3 separate regions of the Homo sapiens genome follow, and regions 1 and 2 are each linked to region 3. A link is a contact called in ENCODE Hi-C or POLR2A ChIA-PET data. All regions are on one chromosome and are shown on one strand. Each heading gives the region's core, a stretch centred on a gene start or an enhancer-like site at or near the end of the contact. The rest is flanking DNA. Distances are from core to core; before and after follow the strand shown.

Evidence for each region. Hi-C counts contacts between places; a loop is a spot of excess contacts on that map. ChIA-PET counts read pairs that join two places held with the same protein, here RNA polymerase II (POLR2A). Pooled maps may share reads with other maps.
Region 1: POLR2A ChIA-PET joins it to region 3 with 12 read pairs in activated CD8-positive, alpha-beta memory T cell. The contact joins two enhancer-like sites. POLR2A ChIA-PET finds 5 or more read pairs at or near these places in 3 of 52 experiments (Panc1, WTC11 and activated CD8-positive, alpha-beta memory T cell).
Region 2: a map of CD14-positive monocyte shows a loop between it and region 3 (6-fold over the local background). The contact joins two enhancer-like sites. A Hi-C loop is called at or near these places in 5 of 168 maps with a recorded cell type or tissue (CD14-positive monocyte, GM18951, colonic mucosa and 2 more) and 2 of 50 pooled maps. POLR2A ChIA-PET finds 5 or more read pairs at or near these places in 1 of 52 experiments (K562).

What each region holds. Positions count from the first base shown.
Region 1 is chr22:35,741,666-35,744,637 of GRCh38, forward strand. It overlaps RBFOX2 (RNA binding fox-1 homolog 2), which reads right to left. Exons shown (of 14, transcript NM_001349999.2): 14 at 1-2,584. The coding sequence ends at 2,540. Among named protein-coding and RNA genes, the nearest start is that of APOL5, 25 kb to the left of the region's middle. Within about 2 kb of position 1,291, at least 4 of the 41 ENCODE cell types and tissues checked have a DNase peak (open chromatin) inside an H3K27ac peak, as active enhancers do.
Region 2 is chr22:35,349,050-35,352,189 of GRCh38, forward strand. No RefSeq gene overlaps it. Among named protein-coding and RNA genes, the nearest start is that of MIR6069, 14 kb to the left of the region's middle. RefSeq lists enhancers at 268-800, 801-1,333, 1,924-2,432, 1,999-2,118 and a silencer at 1,779-1,898. Within about 2 kb of position 1,867, at least 26 of the 41 ENCODE cell types and tissues checked have a DNase peak (open chromatin) inside an H3K27ac peak, as active enhancers do; they include CD14-positive monocyte and psoas muscle, where a contact is called at or near this core.
Region 3 is chr22:35,600,874-35,603,682 of GRCh38, forward strand. No RefSeq gene overlaps it. Among named protein-coding and RNA genes, the nearest start is that of MB, 15 kb to the right of the region's middle. Within about 2 kb of position 1,463, at least 5 of the 41 ENCODE cell types and tissues checked have a DNase peak (open chromatin) inside an H3K27ac peak, as active enhancers do; they include CD14-positive monocyte and psoas muscle, where a contact is called at or near this core.

The DNA of each region.
Region 1 (2,972 bases), core at 41-2,540, 140 kb after region 3:
AATGCAGCAGAAACCACTGGAAAGCACAGAGCTTGCCTTTGGAGGCCTCAGCCAGAACCAGCTGAACTGAGATGCACTCAAGGTGCCTCAAGCTCAAGATTCTGCCTCTCTTAAAAGGTCTGTGGGAGCCGCCTTCTCTACCTTTCCCATTATCCTTACCTCTTTCTAGGAAAAAAGAAGAGAAAAACTCTTAAACTCATTCTCCTATTCTCCCCTGCTATGGATAAAACCATTTAGAATTTGGCCTAGTCTCCACTGAATACGTGGCTTGCCATCTTTTGGGAATGGCCCCTTTGTGATCATGACCCCAAACTTCTGTTTTTTTAGTCAGCTAAAGTTCTCCCTCAAAGCAAAAGCAAAAGCAAAATCCTCCCTGCCCCCATTCCCTAGAACTGTGAAAGCCCGCATCCCATTCCCCGCTCCTCTAACTAAAATATTTATATACATACAACAAAAATTGTCTTAACAGCAACAAACCAAACTTTGGCTTGGGGTGGGGGGACCCTTAAAAATGGCCAGTGGACTGGGCAGTTGGTGTCCCCTTATTCTCTGTCTTCCTCCCCAGAGTCAGTAATAATTGCATCGAGGCCTCTAGCTTCCTTGACATCGCCCCTAGTTTCAGGCACAGCCTCTCTCCCAGTTACGAGGCGAGACAGGATTCTGAAGGGGGAAAGGATATGTATTCTACACAACAGGTCAACGCCCTCTCAGATATATCACTCTGCTTACAAAGAATGCTTGATGCTGTCATAGGTCAGTCATTTTAATTCAGGGACATGAGTCAGTTATCAGTCAAGAACATGTGTGGAGGCAGGAGTTAAAAACAAACCCAAAACAAACCCATAACCAGAAGCTCCATGTCTCTGAATTACTCCCTTTAGCAGCTGTCCCTTGGGTGAAAGGTCACCCTAGTACCAATGTGACTAGACCAGGGAGCCAAAAAGACCGTGCTTTTCTATTTCCTAATGCCTTCATTTGGGAAATGCTGTAGGACACTTGCTTTTATCAGTTCTATCTAACAGCTAGAAGAGAAACACTCCCTCCTACCTTGATAACATAGAAAATTACAGCCAGATGGCAACGGCAGTGACTCACTGCGCGACTCTTTCTGGTGATATAGAAGACCCTTGCCATCGCAGACCCTCCTTCCAATATGGGAGGGCAGCAATCTCAGGGCCTCTGCATTTTATGTCCTGTAGTGTTAATGTGTACAAAGTGGTCCGGGTGCTCAGCGGGGTGTTTTTGGAGGACAGTGAGAAGCTCAGCGGGATAGCCACAGGCTCAAGACTGTGGATAGAGAAGTGACTCATAAAGGCTCTGGAAGATGAAAATTCCTATGGCTTTGGAGCAAGTACAAAGTGCCTCTGCCTGCCCTTCCATGTCCTCATCACCAAAACTTCCAGGGACTACTGACCTAGGACCTGGTACTCTATCTTTCCCCAGCAGATTCTTTATTCTATTTTTTAAACTTTGTACTTTCTGAGGCAAGAAAAAAGTAAGAAATACCAGATCTTCTAATATTCCTTTTCCCTTCCTCACCCTCTTTAATGGCTGTCAACAATTTGTACTTCTAATCCTCAAGACATCTGGGGGAAATCTGGTCACTGGCTTATTCACTTTTCTGTCCCTGGGTCCTAAATTCCTGAATCTTATGGACATGAGAGCAGGGTGTTAATAAAAGAATACATGAGCTAAGCTGTGGTTCAATTAAAGGAGAAGAAGCCTAGAAGGAATGCTAGGTTACAGGAACAAAAAGAAATGATCTTTTTCATACTCCAGAGTTCATTCTGAGATCGGTTTCCTAATGAGGTGTTTATTATCCACTGTCTGAGAGCACGTTTGGAAATATCAATACTATAATTCCAAAAACTATGCCAGCTGTCTCAGGCTGTGCGTGTAAGATGATTGTAAAAAGAACGGAGAAGACAGGAGGGAAGAGGAGAGGAAAGCGTCTTTTTAATTCTCCTGCTTTGTAAGCACAAATTCCTATCTATCAGCATGTGGATTCCAGCCACAGCCAACCAGAATTGCCTGTCAAAGACCAGAAACTCAGAAGACTAGAAGAATATCCTGTTGCAGAAAGATCTCTTCCACTTCTGCTTGTCCCCCAGTCATTCAGCACCAGATACACTTTGGTAATTCTGTCTGCTGATTTCTGATCAGATGCATTTATCGGCTCCTAATGTCTCTCCTTCCTCCTTGACTGCCTCTTCCGTGATTGATAGAATAAGCTAAGCACGGACATACAGACATGGAAATGCATTATTTTTTTTTTTTTTACCACAGTTTAAAAAAAAAAAGAAAAAAATGCACAATCTTTGGAACAAAAGAATTAAAGGCAGAAATTTAAAGGAAAAATACATATTCAAAGAACATAGTGAGGTATAAAAAAGTATTCTTTCTTTTTTTGTGTTTTTTTTTGTTTGTTTGTTTGTTTTTCCTCTTCATCTTGCTATAGAGTTCCTCTACTAGTAAATATTGCAATAGCCAGGCCTCATGAACTGGGGGGCTGTCCCATTTGCAGGGGTCTCACGTCACTTCAGTAGGGGGCAAATCGGCTGTAGCCACCTCGGTATAAACTCGCCTGCAGTAATTAAAGAGATAAAAATAATTAAAAGGTTGATGAGAGAAGCATTAACAGTGAAGAAAAATGTCCAGAGAGGGATCTAGAAACAGCCTGCTTCGAAGCCTCAAAGCAACTGATCAAGCATTGCCTTGTGCAGTGAAGTCAGGAAACCAACTTCTGCTTCTAAGGTGCTCAGACCAGAGCCCAACACATTTATTGCTGACCTGATATTCTCAAGGAGAGTATGACGACATTTTATTTCATTATTTACATGAATTAGCACAGAAGGGAAACAATACACAGTTGAAAACAAGTTCCGCAAAGAGTTTGATTTTTAAAAGCACAGGTTTTTGTTTACCTTGATACAGCCTTATAATCCTGGTGGAAAACAGATCACCAGTTTCTC
Region 2 (3,140 bases), core at 617-3,116, 250 kb before region 3:
TCTGCCACATCCAGGGCATCTGTGAGCTCCTGCCAGGTGCCCTACCCTGGCCCAGCCCTTTCAGTACCTCACAACAGCCCCAGGGGGTCAATGGTGTTGGCCACCAGTTACAAATGGGGAAACTGAGGCTGAGGGAGGAAGGGACTTGCCTGGTCATACACTAAGTAATGGAAGACTGGGACCCCCAACCTTCCTCACTGCTGCCTCACCTGCCTGCCCCACCCACACCCCACTGCCTGCTTCCCTCATTCTCTCCCTACTTAACTGGGGACCTCTTAGAGGGGAGTTGTGATTTTACAAGGATCAAAGCCAAGGCCTCCTCTCCCCTGTGTTAGCTGGGAAACCCAAGGAAACTTCCACAGAAGGCCCCCAGGGCTGGGAGGGCCTCAGGTGCTAAGGGTGAAAACTGCCAGGTTGTTCATTCCTCCCTGTGGGTGCATCCCCTGGGAGCCAGCTGCACACAGCATAGCGCTAGGTGCCCGCCAGACAGAAGTGAAGCGGCCAGGTGCCAGCCCTGTGGGGTCACGTGGGAGGGAAAGGGACGAGAAAGACAGACATAAACTCAATCATTGTTTCACGCTGTGAAAAGAAGAAGATGGGACGGGACGCCCAGGGCCAGGAGGCTCTCTGTGAGGACGGCCTAAGGCTGCTGAGGTAAGATGGGGTGGGCTGGGCCATGAAGGGCCTTGAATGCCAGGCAGGAGGTGGCCCCTGCAGAGGTCTCGGCTTGGCTGGCTGGAACAGTTCCAGGCTGCCTGAAGGCCTCCTTCAGAGAGAAGGCTGCTGGGGCTGCATGGGGGCTGGGGGGGGGGGCGCTGGCGGGAATTCATCAGTGCAGTCAGGCTGGGTTCCCTGGCAGCAGGCTCTGTCTGAGGCTGCAGGCCTGGGCGGGATCACTTTACAGCTGCAGGAAGTCTTGGCCCCAAGAAAATGAGGGCCAGCTGTCTGGTGGGAGCCTTGGGTAGGAGCAGGGCCTCCACCTGGCACCACAGGGCAGGATTAACGAGGTGCCGCCGCTCCCGCTGGGCCCAGCTACATCGGAAGGCGCTGGGCCGGGGGCATGGAGGGGAGGGGTTGAGTGGAGCTGGGAGGGGCTGGTGGGCAGGGGAAAGGGCGCCTGGGGGGCAGCCCCAGGCCTGCCTTTGAGGAAGCCTTTTGCAGAGCCTCCACCAAGCCCTCTCCCTCCTGGCTCCCCTGGGCCACCACGATCCCACCCTGGGCCTGGACACCGACCCCTCCACCTCCTGCCCTAGTGTCAGTACCCACCTCCCAGACCGGCCACTTCTGGGCTGTGTGACCTTAGGCAAATTACTTAACCTTTCTGTGCTTCTGTTTTCTCACTGGTAAAATGGGCAGATAACACTCGTTGCCTCATAGGGTTGTTAGGGTTGACTGAGCCAACAAGTAACTCAGCACCTGCCATGTAGACAATGCTCTGTACATGTTGTTATTGTCACGGATGGTTCCCTGCTCCCTTCCAGAATGGCCTCTGCTCCAGACACCTGGCTCAGAGCCCTGCCCCTCAGACTCCTCAGTAATTCTAGGGACCCCTGCTCTGCCTCTGGTATTGCCTTCCCAGCTCCAGAATAACGTCTGTCCCTACTCCCCACTGGGAGAGAACCAAAGGACTGTGTCTGTCTTTCCTCCTGGTCTGGGCTGCTAACCCTAAGAGGGTCAGGGCTGTCTTGATCCTGGCAACACGGCAGGGTCCCCCTGGCGTTCCTGGATTGGGCTCTGCGGGCTCTCGGTAGGCGCTTTAGGAAGCCTTTGCCCGCTCCAAGGTGGCTGGAGGTAGGCCCAGTTCTGAGTCCTGAGCACGGTCTACGGCCCCTGCTCAGGGTCAGTGTTTCAAGGCGACCACGAGATGGCAGTAGCACTGCATGTACAGGGCTTGCCGGGGCACTAGGGTGGAGTCCACCGCGGCCAAATCAGCCCCTCCCGGGTACAGACACCGGGAGAAAGGGGCGGGTGCTGCCGGCTCCTGCCCGCTCCTGCCCCGCGCGAGCTCACAGGCGCGCGCGTGCACACACACACGCGCACACGCCCTCTGACTGGTGGGGCTGAGTAACAATGGTGATGGGGCTGGGAGCTGGAGTCCGAGGGTCTGGCTTCACCGCCGGGCTCTGCTGTGGGACTACACAAGGGATTTCATCTCTGGAAGCCTCAGATCTTCTTAAACGTCCCGATTCACAGGGTTGTGGGGAGGATTTGGTGAGACAAGCTGGGAGCTCAGCTACGGGAGCTTTGGGTGGGCAAAAGTGAGCCCGGTCCCCTCCCTCTCTTTACAGAGCCCCGGTGTGCCGTTGCTGGGGCCCCCTGCTCCCGCGCCTTCTCAGCCGACACGCTCAGATCCGTGTGCATTGCCGTTTCTGTCTCCACGTGTAGACAAATCATGAGCTCGCCCAGTAACTCCAGCTCTACCACAGATTCCTTCTCTTTTCCGCCCTTCCCCTATGTCTAATTCCCTTCTCCAGCAGTGAGAAACCTGCTTCCCGCCGTCCTTCATTCCTTCTCTCCCCCCATCCCCGCAGAAACCAATCTCTGTTGCCACCACTGCCCCGTCCTGCCAGTGCCTCCCACCCTCTCCGCGTGGACCGCCACCACCCTGCCCCACAGACAGGCCCCTAGACACAGAAATCTTCTTTCTCACAGTTCTAGAGGCTGAAGTTCAACATCAAGGACGTGGACTCCATCTGTTCAGTTGGTTCCTTCCGGCCCCTCCGTGGCTGTATATGGTCATCTTCTCCCTGGGGCCTCACATCATATCCCCTCTGCATCTCTCTATGTTCAAAAGTCCCATTTTTATAAGGACAGCATTCATCAAGGATTAGAGTCCACCTAATGATCTATTGTACCTATTGTACCTTAATCACTTTTTTTTTTTTTTTTTTTGAGACAGAGTTTCACTCTTGTTGCCCAGGCTGGAGTGCAATGGCGCGATCTCGGCTTACTGCAACCTCCGCCTCCCAGTTCAAGCAATTATCCTGCCTCAGCCTCCTGAGTAGCTGAGATTACAGGCATGCGCCATCACACCTGGCTAATTTTGTATTTTTAGTAGAGACGGGTTTTCTCCATGTTGGCCAGGCTGGTCTCGAACTCCCAACCTCGTGTGATTCACCCGCCTCGGCCTCCCAAAGTGC
Region 3 (2,809 bases), core at 213-2,712:
TGAATGGTGTGCATGTGCGTGCATATGTGTGTGTGTCTGTGTGTGTGTATGCATGTGTGCACCTGAGAGAGAAAACACAATAGAATAGAAATATAAGATGCCATTTTCATTACTAATAAAATGGCAAACGTGTGTGCGTGTGTGCGTGCATGTGTGTGTGCATATGTGTGCATGTATATGTGAGAATTGTCTATGTGTGCATGTATGTGTGTGTTTGTGTACATGTGAGTGTGTTTGTGTATGGGTATATGTGTGTGATTGTATGTATTTGTGTGTACATGTGTTATGTGTGCATGTGTGTGTATGTGAGAGTGTGAATGTGTGTATGTGTATGTAAGAGTGTGTGTGCATGTGTGTGTATTTATGAGTGTGTGAGTGTATGTGTGCACGGGTGTGTGTATATGCATGTATATGTGTGTCACGTGTACATGCTTGTGAGAATTGTGCGTGTGTGTGTGCATGTATTGTGTGTACATGTTTGTGTATATATGTGTGTTTGTGTGTATGTGTGTATTTGCATGTGTGTTATGTATGTGTCCATGTGCAGGTGTATGTACATGTGTGTGTGCATTTGTGTGAGGGTGTGTGTGTGTGCATTGTGTGAGTGTGTATGTCTGTGAGCATGTATGTGTGTGTCTGTGTGTGAATGTATATATGTAAGAGTGTGTGTGTGTGAGAGTGTATGTGCGGTTGTGTGTATATGCATGTATTTGTGTGCCATGTGTACATGAGTGTGAGAATTGTACATGTGTATGTGTGCATGTGTGTGTACATTTCTGTGCATATATGTGTGGTTGTGCATATGTGTATGTGTGTTATGTATGTGTGCATGTGTGTGTGGTTGTGTCTGTGTGTATGTGTGTATGTATGTGGTTGTGTGTCTGTGTATTTGTATGTGTGTATTTGTATGTGGGTGTACATGTGCTTGTGTATGTGCGTGTCTGTGTATTTGTGTGTATGTGTATGAGTGTGTGTCTGTGTGTGTATTTGCATGTGTGTGTACGTTTGTGTATATGTGTCTGTGTGTATTTGCATGTGTGTGTACATGTGTTTGTGTCTGTGTATGTATTTGCATGTGTGTACATGTGTTTGTGTGTGTGTATTTGCATGTGTGTGTCTGTGTGTGTATTTGCATGTGTGTGTGCATGTGGTGTACATATGAGTGTTTATGTGTCTGTGTATTTATGTGTGTGTCTGTGTGTATTTGCATGTGTGTGTACATGTGTTTGTGTCTGTATGTATTTGCATGTGTGTACATGTGTTTGTGTCTGTGTGTGTATTTGCATGTGTGTGTGCATGTGGTGTACATATGAGTGTTTATGTGTCTGTGTATTTACGTGTGTGTCTGTGTGTATTTGCATGTGCGTGTATGTGTGTATACCTTATCAAGCCTGTCCCTCATTGTTTTGCTGTCACCTGATGCCCCAGCTCTGCTCAGCTAGTGGCTCGCTGTCCACGTTGAGGTCTCGAGTGAGTCACCCCGCACAGCTCTTCACGGTTTCTCACTTCTGCTCCCCAGATATTGCCCAAGCCCTGGTTTCTTTTACATCCTATCCAACTTCTCCAGGCTCCACCCAGAAAGCCACAGTCCCAGGCAGAGTCAGGAGGGCCAGATTTTAAAGAAGTTGCCTGGGCTGTCCTGGGGGTGACTCTTGTGGATTCCAAAGTGGCAGGTAATGTGGCTAGAAGCCAAGATCAGACCTGACAGCAGGAGAGTCAGACAGACATTGATACACTCAGACTCACACATGCCAACGCGCACACACACCCAGTGTGTGCCCAGAGACACGCACACACACAGAGCTCAGCTTCAGGAATCAGATGTTCAGAACTAGGGTCCTACTGGGACCTCCTGAACCATTTAATTTCTAAAATACTCTACAGTTTACAACATGCTTTTATATCCATATCCACATGTTATACTAGTGTGGTATCCCAGTAGGACCCTGGTTCGGTGGCTCACACCTGTAATCCCAGCACTTTGGGAGACCAAGGCAGGTGGATCGCCTGGCCAACATGGCGAAACCCCATCTCTACTAAAAATACAAAAATTAGCCAGGTGTGATGGCACATGCCTGTCATCTCAGCTACAAGGGAGGCTGAGGCACGAGAATCTCTTGAACCTAAGAGATGGAGGTTGCAGTGAGCCAAGATTGCGCCACTGCACTCCAGCCAGGGTGACAGAGCGAGACTCCATCTCAAAAAAAAAAAAAAAGTGAATGTAGAAAAGGCAACATGAACATTTATGTAGACACTTCCCGTTGGTTCTGTTTCTCTGGAAAACCCTGACTTATGCAGCAGCTGACTCTTTATGACTTTCATCCACCATGACTGGGCCCGCCATCACTCCCACACCTCATCTTCATACTCTCAGAGCCCTGTGCCTCGTCAGCTCCCCGAGGCAGGGGCAGGGCCTGTCTGCTTCACTGTGGCACCCCAGAGCCTAGCTCAGTGCCTGGCACCCTGCAGGCTTCAGGAAATATTTGATCAATGCATGTGTGAATATATGACTGAGTGAATTTGGAAAGCCACTCCTTAGGCAATTCCTACACCTGAAACTCTCTTCCTACTTCTTTTTTTTTTTTTTTTTTTTTTTTTTTGAGACAGAGCCTCACTCTGTTGCCCAGGCTGGAGTGCAATGGCACAGTCACGGCTCAGTGCAGCATTGACCTCCCTGGGCATAGGTGATCTCCCACTTCAGCCTCTCAAGTAGCTGGGACTACAGGCGTGCACCACCATGCTCAGTTAATTTTTCTATTTTTTTGTGGAGACAGGGTTTCGCCATGTTGCCCAGGTTGTTCTCAAACTC